Regions from separate parts of the Homo sapiens genome. Here region 1 is linked to region 2. A link is an interaction called in ENCODE POLR2A ChIA-PET data of the cell type or tissue named here. Cell type or tissue: Panc1. All regions are shown on one strand. Each heading gives the region's core, and the rest is flanking DNA. Links, peaks and the distances in the headings are about the cores only. Region 1 has its middle 27 kb from the start of TSR2. Region 2 overlaps FGD1 (FYVE, RhoGEF and PH domain containing 1).

Region 1 (2,905 bases), core at 312-2,811, 70 kb before region 2:
TGTATATACTACTTGACCAGTTTTAACACTCAGTGTGGCTTTGGCTTTGCATTTCCTGCAAGGATGGCCATACCAGCCAATACCTTTAAACATCCCCCCTTCCACTTCCTCATGGAAATTGTCAAGTGGTTGCTTCAGACTGAGGCTCCCACTTCATCGCCTAAAAACATGACAGTTGTTCTTTTTGGGGGCTATCCAATTTCATACTTTCCACTGTGTGCAGTCTTGGCAAGAGGGGAATTCCTAACACCTGCTTCACACTGCAGGCTCCCATTACAAAAACTGAAGGGGCCAGATCTTTTCTTTACCTGATCCCTGGTATAGACATGGTATGGGCACTTGACCCAAATTTGGCTCACTCTTAGGACTTTGATGCAATGATGGAAGAAATTTTGGAAGTAAGACTGTTCCCTGAAATTTCAATGATATCACAAATACTTTTTCCTTCCCATTCCTCCAGATAAAGAATCAAAAGAACTTGTGCTCTGGGCTCTATTGTGGGCCTCATAGAACCTAGGATATCCTAAGTCTGTTCCCTAAGTATCAGCTTTATTCCCCAGTGTGTGTGAGTCTATTATAGGGGACCCCTAGCCGAGGCTGCACTTCTGGTTATCAGAGAAAAGTCATAGATTGATTCATTCAACAAAAACTTATTCAGTACCTGCTTTGGGTCAGGCACTGTTCTAGATGCTGTGATACAATACTGTACAAGACAGACATGTTCTCAGCTCTCATAAGCTTACATTCCAGTGGGCAAGACAGATAATAAATAAACACATTCAGAGAGTAATAAGTTATATGAAGAAAATAAAACATGAAAAAGTAATAGAGTGGTACATTGGGGGTGGAGTGGGGAAGACAGCATTAAATAAAGTAGATGGGGAAGGCCTATTTAAAGAGATGACATTTGAGCTGAGACCTGAAGCATAAGGAATCAGTGCTGTGGATATCTAGAGGAAAATAATTCCAGGCAAAAGAAAAAGCAAGTATAAAAACCCTAGATGGGATGAGTTTAATATGTTTAAGAAACAGAAACAAGGCCAGTGTGGCTGGGGTAGAGCTAATGGGAGGTAGGAAGTCATATTGGAGAAATTGCTTAACGATGGGAACACATTAAAGAAAAAAGAAAAGTTCAGAGTTATTGAGAGGCCAGATCATGTGTGGTCTTATAGACTACTATAAGGACTTTGATTTCTTTTCTTTTTTTTTTTTTGAAATGGAGTCTCACTCTGTCATCCAGGCTGGAGTGCAGTGGCACGATCTCAGCTCACTGCAACCTCTGCCTCCCAGGTTCAAGCAATTCTCTTGCCTCAGCCTCCCGAGTAGCTGGGATTACAGGCGCCCACCACCATGCCTTGCTAATTTTTTTTTTTTTTTTTTTTTTAGTAGAGACAGGGTTTCGCCATGTTGGCCAGGCTGGTCTCGAACTCCTGACCTCAGGTGATCCGCTTGCCTCCGCCTCCCAAAGTGTTGGGGTGACAGGCATGAGCCACTGAGTCCCGCCAGGACTTTGATTTTGACTCTGAGTGAGGTGGGAGCCATAGGAGGATTTTTAACAGGGGAGGGATTTGACTTTGCTTTACACAGGACACCTCTGGTTGCCTACTAAACTATAGGGGGCAAAGGTGGAAGTGGGAACAGGGTTGCTTTAAGTGCTGTTTGTCTATCATTGTGTGACTTTGAAAAGGTGCTTCCTCTGGGTGGACATAGCCCCATGGCACTTGGCTTGGAAAGAAGGGCCCTTGTCACCGGGCACAGTGGCTCATGCCTGTAATCCCAGCCCTTTGGGAGGCTGAGGCGGGCGGATCACGAAGTCAGGAGTTCAAGACCAGCCTGGCCAATATGGTGAAACCCCATCTCTACTAAAAATACAAAAAAAAAAAAATTAGCTGGGCGTGGTGGTGCGCACCTGTAATCCCAGCTACTTGGGAGGCTGAGGCAGAAGAATTGCTTGAACCAGGGAGTCAGAGGTTGTAGTGAGCCAAGATTGTGCTACTGCACTCCAGCCTGGCGACAGAGCAAGACTCCGTCTCAAAAAAAAAAAAAAAAAAAAAGAAAAAAGAAAGGGCCCTTGTCTAAAGAGAAAGATGCCTCTTCCTCCTGCAGGTGTAGCCCCACACCAGGGTTCATGGCTTGGCACTAGAGTACAGGCTGGATTTCAGCCCCTACTGGGCCCCTTAGCCAGATGTCCTTGTGCAATGCACAAACCACAGAACTGTCTGCGGCCTCGATCAAAGAGACTGGTAGAAGGCTGTTTTGGCAATGCAGATGAGAGATGATGATGGCTTGGATCAGGGTGGTAGTGGGGTGGAGGGAGGCAAATGCACAAGGGAAATGCTGAGAATATCCTTAGCCCTGAGTTTCAGTCCTAGCTCTGGGAAGAATGGAGTGTTATTGCTTCTCTAAGAACAGCTGTAACATCCACCAAACATGTGGGTTCAGACTCATTCTGGCCCTAAGCAATTCCCCAAAGGGAGAAGTTAGGGTGGTTACTCTGGGAATTGTGGGGAGGGTTTCTCTCCTCATGGAAAGATGCCATAGCCCCCAGAAAGCTTTGGCTCCCAGGAAGGTTGGCAGCCAATAGGCTGTGCTCTCAAGGGAGTCCAGGAGCAGTTGTGCTTCTGTGTAAATTGTGCAATATGAGGATATTAATTTGTCATAATGATCGAATATATGTTCCAAGCAGCTAGATTGGGCTTGGCAGTTAGTGGACACACAGAATTCTTCAGCCCTAGCCCTAGTTCCTCCATGGACTCACTGAGGAATCTTAGACAAATCGTTTCCCCTTTCTGAGACATAGTTTCTTCATTTGTACCATGTGAGTAATATTCCCTGCAAATAAAAGGTTTTTGGAGCAAATGGAATGAAACCGTGGATGTGAGGGAAACTATTGGAAAGCTGGCCA
Region 2 (2,905 bases), core at 152-2,651:
GATGCTATCTCGTATGGCATCCTCCTAATGATCCGGTGAGCTATTACCCATTTTACAGATGAGGAAACTGATGCACAAAGAGGCAAAATAATTTGCCTGAGGACAGCTAAAAGTGGTTGAGCTGGGACCAGATCCCAGGTGTGTCTGTGTCCAGAGTCACAGAGCACACCTTCAGTGACTGCTGAGTTGGGAAAGAAATCACATTTGGAGGGGGGAGGAGAGAAGACTTCCTAAAGGAGGTGGTTTTTAGTTGCACCATCCAGGATGGGGTGTGTTTTTTTTAGGTATAGATGGACTGAGAATGGTTCTGCAGACAAGGGAAGAAGAGTGGGCAAAAGTGTGGATATTGGGTGGGGAGGTATGAGTGAAGCATATATTTGAAGTACGTAATGTCATGGGTTTGCAAGAAGGCTCCACAGCAGGAAGAAGGATCAGGAAAGGCCAAAAGATACAAGCAAGCAGACACCCCCTTCCCTACACCACAACCATAGACCTATAGGGGGCATGCAGAGGCAGACGCAGGCACGGGAACAGACACAGGTATAGAAACAGACAGACACATCCACAAGATCTAAGGAGACCCATGCGCAGAAACATCTAGAAACTCCCACATACTTAGGGCCAAGGTGACATACAACCAGGCACAGAGGAGCACGTAACACATACAGACCCAGAGACACACATGGATCTATATGCAAACATACAGATGGCCATACAGAAACAAGAACATTAAGACACACACACAAAATAGATCCACGGGGACAAAGAAGGCCAGGCACATGCGCGCGCACACGCGCGCACACACACACACACACACACACACACACACAGACAAACCAAGCAGCCACATGAGAGCACAAGCAGCCCATCCCTCTTCCAGTTCCTTGATTACTGTGAGGGCCTGGCCACCTCCTCCCTGCTTCTCTGGACTAGAGGCCAGAGGATAGGGGGCGGTAGCTCCACCCCCGCCCATCTCCCTCCCCCGCCCCGGGAGGAGCTGGGGACTTCAGAGGACAGGAAGGGAAGGGAGTGGAACTGCAGCTGGGAGCACTGGGAGCAGTAATTACCAGATGCTGGGGCTGCCACGCTGGCTGAGATTCCCCTTCCTGTGAGGCAAAGCCGCTAGGGGGATGGTCCCTCTGACCCTTGCCTCAACCCCAGGGACCCCAACACCCACCCATCTCCCTTCCCATTCACCAGAGGCCTGGCCAAATCTGAGAGTTGGAGACACAGAAGGATTATGAGGGGAAAAGACAGATGATAAGAGAAAGACACTGGGACAAACACAAGGAGGGAGAGGACAGGAAAACCACAGAGACCCAGAGATGGACATAGAGGGAGATGGACAAAAGGAAGGGACAAGTCAGAAGGGAGACAGAGACAGAAAGGTCCACACAGGGCATGGTAGTCAGCGAGGGATACAGACCCAGGCAGAGGGGCAGGAACAAAAAGGGCAGGCCAGGGCCATCTGTTGAACATGGTGACAATGTGCCATGCCAAGGGCTGGGGATGGATCTGTGGCATTGAATCCTTACAACAACCCTAGAAGGTGGGAATGACAGCCCCATTTTCCAGATGAGAAAACCGAGGCTCAGAGGGGTGAGATGACTTGCCCAAGGTCACGTGACACTTTAGAAAGTGGCGGACCTGGGTCTGGGGGGCTCTCTCTGCTGCCAGCCCCTGCCAGAGTCAGGGAGGCCCAAACAGAGATCCCTGAGGGAATTCTCCAGAGAGAGAGAAGCAGTCAGCAAGCCTGGGAGATGCTCCCTAAGAGATGCGGTGAAAGTGACCCCAGCCTTCCCTGCCCCTCCCACACCCGCGCGGTGGGGGAGGGGCTGCGTCTACACCTGGAATGCATTAGGTAGGGGGGTCCCCCAGCCTAGGGGAGCAGGGAAGGGGCTGGAGGGGGAGCAGGGAAGGCAAAGGCAAAGGCGAAGGCAAAGGCGGTGGTGTGGGCGGTGGCGGCCCAGGCCTAGCAGGCCCTGGCGGGCGGAAGGGCTTCTATGCCAGCTGCAGCTCCCAAAGGCCAGCCCTGCCAGTCCCGCCTTTCCCGCTTTCCACAGGCGCCTTCCCTCCGCGATTTAACCCTTTCCCTGCAGGGGCCATGGGGAAGCGCCAAGGAGGGCTCTTCCCTCTTAGTCTCAGCTACATACCTGTGCCCCTCACCCACCTGCCCTTACTCTGGGACCCAGATAGGCATATCTGATGCCAACTGGGTGCTGTCACCTAGATGTCCTGTCTTCAGGCTCCTCAGCCTCAGCACATCGTGAACGACACTCCTACCCCAGCCCCGGTCTGCTTCTCCTCCTGCCTTCCCCATCGCAGGAAGGACAACTCCATCCGCCCAGCTGCCCAAGCCCAAGTCCTAGGTTTATTCCTCTCCCTCAACCCACATGTCCAGCCAGGCCCCAAGTCCTTTAGATGCACCATGGTCAGTTGCTCTAGAATCCCTATGCTTCATTCCCCCTCCAGCCCCCTAACTGATTTCACTCCCATCTTCCGGGCCTCTACGAGGCATTCTCTACACCACTGCCAGCTTTTGGAAAACACAGTCCCCTGCAATCCCTTCAGCCTTGTGAAGGGCTCCCTTTGCCTTCAGGGGTGAAACTCCTGAGCACAGGGACAAGGAAGGCCTAGCTCAGGAACATTTCCCCGCCCCACGATCCAGCCACAATGGCCGTTTGTCTGTTCCTCGAAAGTGCTCTCTTCCGCCTAGGGCTTTGGCACATGTTGTTCCCGTGACCCGAACTGCTAGTCTGCCTCTCCCTACCTCTGGACTCCTATTTATCCTTCAGGTCTCAACTCAAATATCTCCTTTGCCCTGTCCGCCCACTCCCCCCACCCTCATGTGTTCTTGCAGCATCTGCACTTGGAATTGCTTGTAGTGTGTCTTTCCTGCTAGATA

Evidence for each region. ChIA-PET counts read pairs that join two places held together with the same protein. Peaks named below come from ENCODE experiments on the same cell type or tissue, not always from the same donor. Only the 100,000 strongest peaks of a DNase experiment are listed, where the experiment ranks them.
Region 1: POLR2A ChIA-PET joins it to region 2 with 9 read pairs; 2 of 35 experiments call an interaction of 5 or more read pairs at or near these places.

What each region holds. Positions count from the first base shown.
Region 1 is chrX:54,411,727-54,414,631 of GRCh38, forward strand. No RefSeq gene overlaps it. Among named protein-coding and RNA genes, the nearest start is that of TSR2, 27 kb to the right of the region's middle. In Panc1, for the core only: no CTCF peak of the experiment used is centred there; no DNase peak of the experiment used is centred there.
Region 2 is chrX:54,481,439-54,484,343 of GRCh38, forward strand. All of the region lies in intron 1 of FGD1 (FYVE, RhoGEF and PH domain containing 1), which reads right to left. Among named protein-coding and RNA genes, the nearest start is that of FGD1, 13 kb to the right of the region's middle. In Panc1, for the core only: no CTCF peak of the experiment used is centred there; no DNase peak of the experiment used is centred there; H3K27ac peaks cover 251 bases.